2 separate regions of the Homo sapiens genome follow, and region 2 is linked to region 1. Evidence: chromatin contacts called from ENCODE Hi-C or POLR2A ChIA-PET data. All regions are on one chromosome and are shown on one strand. Each heading gives the region's core, a stretch centred on a gene start or an enhancer-like site at or near the end of the contact. The rest is flanking DNA. Distances are from core to core; before and after follow the strand shown.

The links. Hi-C counts contacts between places; a loop is a spot of excess contacts on that map. ChIA-PET counts read pairs that join two places held with the same protein, here RNA polymerase II (POLR2A). Pooled maps may share reads with other maps.
Region 2: a loop to region 1 is called in a pooled map, with 6 times the contacts of the local background. The contact joins the promoter of C9orf85 here to the promoter of TJP2 in region 1. A Hi-C loop is called at or near these places in 5 of 50 pooled maps. POLR2A ChIA-PET finds 5 or more read pairs at or near these places in 2 of 52 experiments (OCI-LY7 and T-cell).

Annotation. Positions count from the first base shown.
Region 1 is chr9:69,170,555-69,176,145 of GRCh38, forward strand. It overlaps TJP2 (tight junction protein 2), which reads left to right and starts at 3,723. Exons shown (of 23, transcript NM_004817.4): 1 at 3,723-3,878. The coding sequence starts at 3,819. LOC124902175 (a long non-coding RNA gene) reads right to left here and starts at 1,043. Exons shown (of 2, transcript XR_007061566.1): 1 at 102-1,043. RefSeq lists a silencer at 3,312-3,741 and an enhancer at 4,632-4,821.
Region 2 is chr9:71,908,208-71,913,516 of GRCh38, forward strand. It overlaps C9orf85 (chromosome 9 open reading frame 85), which reads left to right and starts at 3,432. Exons shown (of 4, transcript NM_182505.5): 1 at 3,432-3,629. The coding sequence starts at 3,528. ABHD17B (abhydrolase domain containing 17B, depalmitoylase) reads right to left here and starts at 2,986. Exons shown (of 4, transcript NM_001025780.3): 1 at 2,427-2,986. RefSeq lists a silencer at 2,510-2,749 and enhancers at 3,200-3,509, 3,580-3,629, 3,640-3,699.

The DNA of each region.
Region 1 (5,591 bases), core at 2,473-4,972:
GTCATCCACTGTAATCTAACCTCCAGTCGTATCTTTCCATTGAAAAGCTCTGGCCAAGATAAGCAGTGGTCCTCCACTTAATGAACATCATCAGTTCTTACCTTAATTGACCTCCTCGAAATTCCATGTTGTTGGCCTCTCCCTCTTTCCTGAAGTTTGTTCTTTCCTTGGCTTTTTGGACACTCTCCTCCAGAAGCGTTTTCTTTCCTTTCTGGCAGCTCCTCTTTGGTCTCTGTTCTGGCAACTCAAGTCTGCCCCCTAAATATTGGCATTCCCAGAGATGAGTCCTGTCCTTAGTCCTCTCTTGGCTTAATCTACATCACGTCTCTGAATGTGGGATTGTCCCCTCCCAAGACTTCAACTTTTATGATACATTGATGATACCCAAATCACTCCCAAATCTCTCTCCTCAAATACTCATCAGTGCCTAGCACATAGGAGACACTTGATACATATTTGTTAAATTACTGAACATCTTCACCTGGATGACCCATAGCACTTGAAAATCAGTCTGTAACTAAACTCATCATCTTTCTTCAAGCTCCTCCCAAGATCTGCTCCCACTCCTGTGTTCTGTTTTGATAAAAGCCACCGTCATCTCCTTTAAGTAAGCCAGAAACCTGAGAGTCAGCGTAGGCTCACTTCCCGCTCGCGTCTCCCCATATCTAGTCAGGCAGTCATCCAGCCTGCTGATCTACTTCCTTAGTTTCTCTAGAATCTGGCTCCCTTTTGTCTAACACTGCCTAACTTCATAGCCACGTCATCTCTCACCTGCATTCCCACAAAAATGCATTTTTGGCCGGTCTTGTCATTCTTACTAACATTCTCCTCCCCCACCAACCCCTGTCCCCCACCAACTGTCAAATCCATCTTTATACTTGCCTGGGCAACTTCACCTTCTGGCACCTCAAGAGTAAGCCTGCTGTCTCTTCCTTCCTTACTTCTCTCTGTGTTATTTATTCCCCTTACCTGGAAGGCTTTTTTCCTTCTTTGTGTCTTAAAAACTCATTCCGACCTCTCCTTTAGAATGTATAAGCAACCCCATCTCTGGAAAGCCTTCCCTAAGTCTCTCCTGCTAGACCACTCTGAGCCTGCCAGGAATCTCAGTGCTTACACAGTTTATCATTACTTGTTGATTGTCTACTGCAATAGACTGAGTTTCCTAAGGCAGGATCCTGAGTATTTTATCAAGGGGTTGACAGAGGTGTTCAGTAAGTACCTGTTGAGTAGAAGAATTTTTTTTTTTTTTTTTTTTTTTTTGAGACGGAATCTCGCTCTGTCACCAGGCTGGAGTGCAGTGGTGCAATCTCGTCTCACTGTAACCTCCGCCTCTTGGGTTCAAGCGATTCTCCTGCCTCAGCCTCCTGAACAGCTGGGACTACAGGCGTGCGCCACCACGCCCAGCTAATTTTTGTTATTTTTAGTAGAGACGGGGTCTCACCATGTTGGCCAGGATGGTCTTGATTTCTTGACCTCGCGATCTGTCCGCCTCGACCTCCCAAAGTGCTGGGATTACAGGCATGAGCCACCGCGCCCTGCGGAGTAGAAGTTCTTTGGATAAACACATTCTAGGAGTGGGGTCAAAATGTGCAAACCCACACGTGAAGAAGATGACTAATAAATTGTTTCTCCAAAGAGTTGTATTGATTTACACTGCCACCAGCAAAAAAGCTAATATATCAACTGAACCGTGTTTCTAACAACCATTTACTGAATGCTTATCATCTGTCAGGTGTTGTGCCAGAAGAATGGAGTTTGTCTATAAATATTTCATCATTTCGAGTAGTGCAGTCCAACAGAACTTTCTGCATTGATGGAAATATTCTATATTTGCACTGTCCAATAGGGTAGCTATTAGCCACATGTGGCTTCTGAGCCCTTGAAATGAGACAAGTGTGACTGAAGAACTGAATTTGTCATTTCCTCTAATTTTAGTTAATTTACATGTAAATGTAAACACTTACTGGTGGCAAGTGGTCATCTTATTGAACAGTGCCGCTCTAGAGAGAAAAAAGGAAATCAGTCAGTAGATGTAACTGCCACATTCTGGATTATTTTTTAAATGTTAGTGGCTCTAAGCCCACATCATTAAGGTGTGGCCACCTTTCAAGTGCTATCATTTTTATTAGTCAGCACCACCTAATTTGGGAAATATTTTATTTTTTTTTCCTTTTTTTTGATTAAAACAATTTTTAAAAAATAGAGATGGGGTCTCACTATGTTGCCCAGACTGGTCTCAAACTCGTGGGCTCAAGTGATTCTCCTGCCTTGCCTTCCCAAAGTGCTGGGATTACAGGCATGAGCCACCGTGCCTGGCCAGATTTGGGAAACATTTTATAAATAGGTGCTTAGATCAGGAGAGCAATGCCTTACATCAGGAATACAACCAAAATGTCTAAGTCCGGAGACTCGAGGCAAAGTGGGAAACGTTACTCACAGTGCTTTTTATCCAGAGGCGTGGACTTAGTTACTCCAAAGGAGTCCAGAAGCATAACACTTCTGGAGAGGCATCTACTGGACTTGTTTTTCCACGAAACTTCTAGACTTGTTTTGATCAGGCAGGAAGTGAAGCAACTTTTCAGGGAGAGAGCCCAGCATCTGCATCTCCTCTGGGACAGACCACACCTTTTACCTTCTACTTGTGAGCCTAGGACGAGTTTTGCTTTCCAATTAAGGGAAGAGCAGGGCAGGCAAAACTATTCTCTTACAAGATGGTTTTTTAAGATTTCAAACCCAAGGTTATATTTTTAATCGGTACCTGTTTGGATTCTCCAAATTAATTTATATGCTCTTAAAATAAAGACACTTAACGTCACTGCACAATTCTTTGCACATGGAGGACTTCGAAAGGAATAAGCACACTGAATTGCATTAGATGAATCCTGTCAGATAAGCACTTGTGACCTACTGGCAACCTTTTATAAGCTGATGATGGGAGAGGAGTTTCAATCTCTTTATTGGAGTTGTTGGAAATGTGCCAAAGAGATAACCTGGAATATATTGTCCTGAAAAGTCCTGTTTTAATATTTAATACGAACATCTTATAACCCTCGGAATTCGGGTAGGCAGTTGTTGGGCTGAGAAATGTGGGGTACAAGGCCGTGTATGTGTTGGTTAGCCGGGCAGGCCTCTAGACAGGACCTAAAACTTTGAGGTTTTCCCAGTTCGACTCTTCGTAGGAGAACTGAAGCTGCCTGTGTGAGGCCCTGCGAACCTCGCCAAAAAGTCTTCCTACAGGATGCCCCCGCGACCTCACCGGGGAAACACCGCGGACAGTCGGGCCAGCAGCGCCCGGAGCTCACTCCAGGTCTCCAAACTTGCAGCACTTCCCAGAGCGCGCGCGCTCGGAGCGGGACCTGCTTGCTCCAGTGCACGCCGCGGAGCGAACCATCGGGCTGGCGGGGGTGGAGGGGTGCAGGCGTGGGGGCTGCGGGCCGCTCGGGCCTTGGGCTTCTCCTGCCGCCGCCGCCGCCTCCCGCCCCCGGCCAGGAGTCGCGCGTGACGCGGTTCGCCGCAGGAGCCTCGAAGGCGCGGCGCCGGCGAGCCCTTCCCCGGCAGGCGCGTGGGTGGTAGCGGCCAATTTGACAGTTTCCCGGGCCGGGCGGCCAGCGCGGAGGCGCCACGCTCGGGTCGGGGGCGGGCTGACGCCGCCGCCGCCGCGGGAGGAGGGACAAAGGGGTGGGTCCCCGCGGGTCGGCACCCCGGCGGTTGGGCTGCGGGTCAGAGCACTGTCCGGTGGTGCCCAGGAGGAGTAGGAGCAGGAGCAGAAGCAGAAGCGGGGTCCGGAGCTGCGCGCCTACGCGGGACCTGTGTCCGAAATGCCGGTGCGAGGAGACCGCGGGTTTCCACCCCGGCGGGAGCTGTCAGGTTGGCTCCGCGTAAGTGCCTCCTTGTGCCGCGCGGTTGGGAGGAGGGTCGTGAGCGTGAGCGTGGGAGCGCTGGGGGCTCTGCTCGCGTGCTGCTCTGAAGTTGTTCCCCGATGCGCCGTAGGAAGCTGGGATTCTCCCATCCGGACGTGGGACGCAGGGGAGGGGTAGGTTTCACCGTCCGGGCTGATGACTCGTGGCCTCCGGGGCTCCTGGAACCTTTACTCTGAAGTCACTTGGGCTGGAGATTAAGGCGCGAGTAGGGGACACTGTCTTGAACCCGGTGTCCTGGATTTCTGCTGGCTTGGAGGCATCTCGTGTCTGTTGTGTCGCTTGCATGTCTTTGTGTTTTCCTTCTCTATTTCAAACCACACTCGGTATTGATGCAAAGTTACAGGCTTGTGTACGTGAGAGAAACTGAAAACTCATCACAGAGCAGAATCCCTTTTCCCTTTCAATCAGCTGCGTCTGTAATAGAAGTAAAAGTTGTTTTTTTTTTTTTTTTTTTCCAGTAGGGAATGGGGATGGAGGTTTGGAAGGACCCACAAAAGAGGAGTGTGATGAATGCTTTGTATTCTAGTACTAGCCTACCTGTCACCAGTTCTTTTTATGTCTTCATTTGTCAAGTTTCTGCTTTTACACGGTAGTTTAAGTTATAAATAATCAGGGATTTCTACCACAGGGTTTTAACATTCTTGAAATGTGGACAAACTTGGGAGTGAGTGCTCCCGCGCTTAGTAATGGAATACAGCCTCCCACCTCTATTTCAGCTTCAGTTCTTAGGCTAGGCTGCTTTTCTGGCAGCTGTCTGGCCTGAGTAATGATGGTTGTGGTTTCCCTGAAGTTCCCAGCGGAGAGTCATCCCATGATAGAAACTGCCTTGCGCTTCTCACTCACGCTCTCAGCCCGGGGAATCCCAGCGGGGAGGAGGGAGGGAGGTCGTTTTCTTCAGCTCCCCAGGTGGTCTGTGCTGGGTGTGCTGACGGTCCTTTTGGGAAAACAGGTCCACCTTTGCCAGCGTAATTCAGAAAGAGATGTAATTTTCTGAGAGCACACACCTGGGCAGGAGATCGCTTGAAGTGAGAAATTCGTAGTGGTAAATGTATTTGTAGCAAAGTACCACTGCATATCCTGCTTGAGAGGATGAAATTTGATTATTTAGTAAGTTTTCATGAACAACTCCACTTCAGTGTGGGGATTACGCAGATGAGCAAGAGCGTGGCTCTGTCACACAGTCCCGTTGGGAAAGCCTGCAACTCATTAAGAATCCGATGAGTGCCATTTAGAAATGTGGACAGGGTACTGGAGCTTCCTCATTGTGGGGAGATGGCAGAAGCGGAGGTGCTTTACTAAAGCACCGGTGGCTTTTGAGGTGTTTCTTGTGTTTTTTTCAGAACTACTTCTGCAGTGGGGCCACTTTATTTCTTTTCAGAGCTACTTATGCAGATTGATGAAGGGGAACTTTCCCCTCTGAAATGCTGCTGTAACTTTTTCAGTACCATCCAGATATTATAATACTGAATGAGCCCCTACTCCTGCCAGTCACTGTGGGGGATACAAAGATGAACAAGATTCAATTTCTGCATTTAGGGGTCTAGTGGACCTGAAACTGTTAGACTTTACTCTGCAATCTGTGTCGGGATTCCTGAGACTGAGGGAGGGAATGTATGATGCCGATGCACACTCTGCAATACAGAAATTTAGCAAAGAGTGGGATTGGTCCTA
Region 2 (5,309 bases), core at 2,182-4,681, 2.7 Mb after region 1:
TGGTGAAACCCCATCTCTACTAAAAATACAAAAAATTAGCCGGGAGTGGTGGCGGGTGCCCGTAATCCCAGCTACTCAGGAGGCTGAGGCAGAAGAATCACTTGAACCCGGGAAGCAGAGGTTGCAGTGAGCCGAGATCGCGCCATTGCACGCCAGCCTGGGCAACAAGAGCAAAACTCCGTCTCAAAAAAAAAAAAAAAAAAAAAGGCCACAAACTCACCTTCCCTCTCTCCAACTCACAAGGCTGGATTCGACAGGCAAATGGGGCAATGTATGTGAGAAATTTTAAAGAGTAGGAAGGGTAGGGGGAATTTTCAGAATTAAGAGCAAAACTTTGGATAAATCAGAAGTAAAATCTACCAGTAAATAAACCAACCAATAAAATATACTCTATTTTCTTGTCATCACTGCTTCTAAAGATCTTAACACCAATCTTAATACGGAAGAAATTTTAATTCTTAAATGATGGCATAGGGAGAGTCATTCTCCTTATCTTTATGCTAACTGTTCATCAAATGATTGAAATTCATAATATCAAAACAAAGTAAGAGCACTGCATTAAAAAGTATTCTCATTTAACTTATATCAATGTCACATAACCAGAGTAACTGTTGCTTACATGGTTCTCACTCCCCTTTTTATAAAGTGAGCAGGTGGCACATTTTATCAGCCCTATATTACAGATGGAGAAAACTGACTCAGATGTGGGATAGCGTGCCTGGAGTTGTAGACCAATTCAGTGTCAAACTTGGAACAGACACTAATTGCTTAATTCTTCTGTGTTCATTAAGCTACTAAAAACATTATTTTTTCATGATGTTTTTTGGTGATTTTGTTTGTCCCAGGAAACAGAAAATTCTTTGTCAGCAGTCATTTCATAAACATTTCAAAATGGGCAAAGATACTCAAGGAAACAAGCTACTCATCAACTAGAATACTGCACACTAAGGGACAAAATTAAAACTGCCTAGCCTGCTAAAAATCTAATCCTGTCCTTGCCAATTAACCTTATTAACACTAGAGTAGGAGAAAAGAGAGGTCAAAATATAGGTGAAGGTGCCATTCATTTCCTTCTGGATTTCAAATGATATGACAATTACTGCACAACAGAGATTTTTACCTCTGCTGTTCCTTAAGTAACACGACCCCTATTCTCCAAATAAAAACTTACCAACAAGTTGAGCAGTCTCAAATTAGAATACTAGCAATCATGACAATTTTCAAAATACTGGCTATCATTAGATGTCACCCAACTGAAATTCATGCTATAAACATATGTAGAGAAACTCTTTACGGAAAAAAGTTCATTTTAATGTAAATTTCCCTGTTAATCTAAACAGATTAACGTTATTACAACATGTATCTGGCTTTCTACTCCGACTCATTAGGTATTATAGTTTCATATGTTGGCACAAGATCTCCAAAGATTTATTAGAGGCATAAAAAAATTCCAAATGAATCATCTATAGATCAAGCATCATATATCACAAAAAGTATTAAACAGGAACACATTTCATAAACAGCGAAATTTAAAGGTCACCCTCTGTATTCCGTTATTCATCCTTTTGCTTACCAAATCTACTTCACACTGACTTAAAGCATCATTTACAAAAAATTCTCTTCTGGCATTGGCAGAGATCTCACCAAAGATCAAAGATCTGAACTTTTTTTTTTTTTAAACAAAAACCCCAGGTTAAATACACTCTTTCCTTCACGAGAGCCCCCACACAGTACAATCTAATTTGACATAACTTTGTTTCGGGGTTAAAAAAAATCCCAAACAAAACCTTTAAATTTTCCAATTCAAAAACGATTCCTGATAAGCCTACCTTAGAGTTCGAAAACAAATAAGATTAAAGCCCAACCATCTAAAGAAAAAGAACCCTACGACAGCCCCACCGGAATACACAAATCGCCAAGCCCCGTGCAGATTCAATCTAAAATCGCGCCCGACAGAGATATAAGGACATTCAGGAGAAAGCTTTTAGGCACCCGCGAATCTCTCAGTGCGCCAGTGAGGGGAATGGGAACCTGACCCCATCTTTTCATCCACTGAGAGAAAAGCAAAGGAAATGAAATGGAACCCTTCTCTTCACCGAGGAGGACCAAAGACCTTCTTAGAGTGTCGGTCGGTCCTCCCTCCCCCACCCCCTGACTCCGGCCGCTCCACGGACCGCAGGGACTGTCCTACCGCTCCCCTTCACGCAACCATCAGAGAATCCTCTCAAAAACACAGACCCGATGAGGAGTGGCTTCCCCGCCTTTCCCCTGTGCCGAGAAGGGATCCCGGTCGCCAACAACAAAGACGCTTCCCGCTCCCCTCCCCCCGCCGGCCCGGGCTCGTCCCTCCCGCGCTGCGGCTCCCGGCCTAGCGCCCCCTCCCCGAGCCGGGCTGCGGCGTCCCCAAACCCCGAGGCCGCACGCACCTGCACCTGAGCGGCCCGGGCCGAAGCGCCGGGCAGAAGGGGTCGAGAGAGAACCGCAGCCGACGCGCTGTCCTCCACAAGGCGAGATCCGCGCTCCGGGCGCCGTCCGACTCTCTCCGCCTGCAGACTGGCCCGACAGAGGAGCGGGGACCAGGGCTACAGCCCCCGGCGCCGGGGCGAAGAAGGACGGCGGCGCCCCAGGGGCCCCGCTCACGCTCCCGAGTCTCGCCTCGCGCCGGCCCTGCTCCTCCACAAGAGCTCGCGTTCTGCTGACTAACGGCCCCGGTGCGGGGCGCTGGAGCGGCCGCCGCTGCCCGTCGGTTGCTCTCGGGCCTCACGTCCCGCGCGGCCGTGGTCGCAGCCGCCGCCGCCACCGCCTCCCTTTCTGGCACTGCAGACGCCACCCAGACCTAGCCAGGTCTTCCTTCTCTTTAATCCTGCTTTCTTTGCTCCTCCTCAGCCTGCCAAGCGCGAGGCTCGTTCCGGTAGCGGGAGGAAGACTGGAGGGGAACGGAGGGGACGAGCACAATCCCCACTGAGCCAGGAGTTGGCCACTGACTGGAGGAAGGTGCCAAAGCTGACCCCGGCTCCAGCCTACTAGCGGGCGGGGGGAGAGACGGAGCCCAGCCTTGCCTCACTTCCACCAATCAGAGGCCGCCCGGCAGGGTGGGAGGCGCTCTGAGCTCAAGGAGAGGCTGAGCTCGCTCAGCAGGAGGCGGGGATTGCGGAAAAGAAGAACCAATAGGAACAAAGGTTCCCCGCCCCTTTGATTTGATGGACTACACATTCGGGCCAATGGGGGAATTCTCATTTCGAAGAAAGTGGGACTTGTTCTCCGGGTTTGAGAAAGAGGCTGCGCGGAGCCGGAGGGGTCGAGGCTGCGCCGCGTGGAGTGGCTTGGCTTAACAGCAGGGAGGGCAGAGCGATGCTCTTTGACCTCCCAGAAGAGTCACGTGGGCTGACCCAGAGCCGGGGCGGAAAGGCTGCGTTTGTTTCTTCCGGGTCATTGACAGAAGCGTCAATTCCTGGGAGTAGTTCGTTGGTTTTCTTTCCCCTCATCCTTTTGCCTGCTCCCGGCGAGGGGTGGCTTTGATTTCGGCGATGAGCTCCCAGAAAGGCAACGTGGCTCGTTCCAGACCTCAGAAGCACCAGAATACGTTTAGCTTCAAAAATGACAAGTTCGATAAAAGTGTGCAGACCAAGGTAGGAACCTGCCTGTTGCACCGTCTTTGACTCCAGGAAGGAATGGCTCACTGGAGAGGGGAGAGAGGAAATGAGAGGAGTCGGCTGGGGCGAGTGTGGACCGCAGCCCAGAGTTAGTCTTGGCTGCAGTGCAACTCTTTCTAAAATGTTATTCTCACGCCCTTTCTTTGACCTGGACATGTTGTCTCCTGGTAAATATTTGATGGTCAGCACACTTAACTAATTGCACAGAGTGAACAGGACCCTAATGAAATCTAAGGTGCAGATGGGGCAGTTACGTCGTTCAGCGTTCCCATCTGGATCACATTAGCAGAGGGAAACGAGGATTGTGGCATGAGTGGCTTTTTCAAATTTTACACCAAGTTTATGCAGCTACGATTTTTTTTTCCAAAAACCCCAAGCCCATAGAGGAAATGTGAATGATTAAGCTGTCTTAGGCTGTCCTCACTAGTATTGTGTGAAATTTCTGTTTTGTAACAATTGTTTTGAAGATAAAAATATTTGGTTAATGTAAAAATACTTGTTTTGCTGTTTATCTTTAGCAGGACTTCTGTAAAGTCCTGCTAAAAAATTCAGACTGTCTAGATAGCCAGAGGACTTGGGTTGTATATAAGTACTAATTTGCAGGCCGGGCGCCGTGGCTCAAAGTGCTGTAATCCCAGCACTTTGGGAGGCCGAAGCGGGTGGATCACCTGAGGTCAGGAGTTCGAGAACGACCTGGTCAACATGGCGAAACTCCATCTGTACTAAAAATACAAAAATTAGCCGGGCGTGGTGGCGGGCGCTTGTAATCTCAGCACTTTGGGAGGCCGAGGTGGTGGGCGGATCACCTGAGGTCAGAAGTTCGAGAACGACCTGGCCAACATGGCGAAACTCCCAATCTGCTAAAAATACAAAAATTAGCCGACGTGGTGACGGGTGCCGGTAATCCCAGCTACTCGGGAGGCTGAGGCAGGGGAATCGCTTGAACCCTGGAGGCGGTGGTTGCAGTGAGCTGAGATCACATCACTGCACTCCTGGGCGACAGAGCAAGACTCCGTCTCAAAAAACAAAAACAAAAAACTACTAATTTGCTCTTTGCTGTGAATCTCTCTCCCTGTCTCCATAGCTGTATGGAGAGAAAATCATTGACAACAGGGGCATATTAGGGGCCAGCATCACTCAGATAAACCTAATATTCACAAAAGTTATGGAGCTCAAATTTACTAGGTGTGCGGCTTGAGTGAGTTGTATAATATTTAATTTCTCTGAGCCTTACTTTGGTCTCAAATGCAAATTTGTCAGGATTGTTGGGAGGCGAAACTATATGATTATGCATAAATGGCCTAGGTCATAGTAAGTGTTCAATAAGTGATTAATTTCCCGACATTGATTGGGAAAGCAAAGTCATCTGTTTTTGGTAACCTGTGATCTCCTTTTCCTTTCCTCTTTCTTTCTTTGCTTATTCTACAAATATTTAATAAGCACCTTCCGTGTGCAAGGCCCTGTGTTCATAGGTATACCGTGTTCAAAAGAGCTGACTCTCCCTTCACGGAGTTTATAGTTTCTAGGTGATATGGGCAAAAAGAAAGCAGAAAGATAAGTAAATACAAATTATGATAAATATTGGTGAAGGGCAACACAGCTCAGTAAGGGAGAATAAGGAAGAATATTTTAAATTAAGTGCTCTCCTTTCCCCCA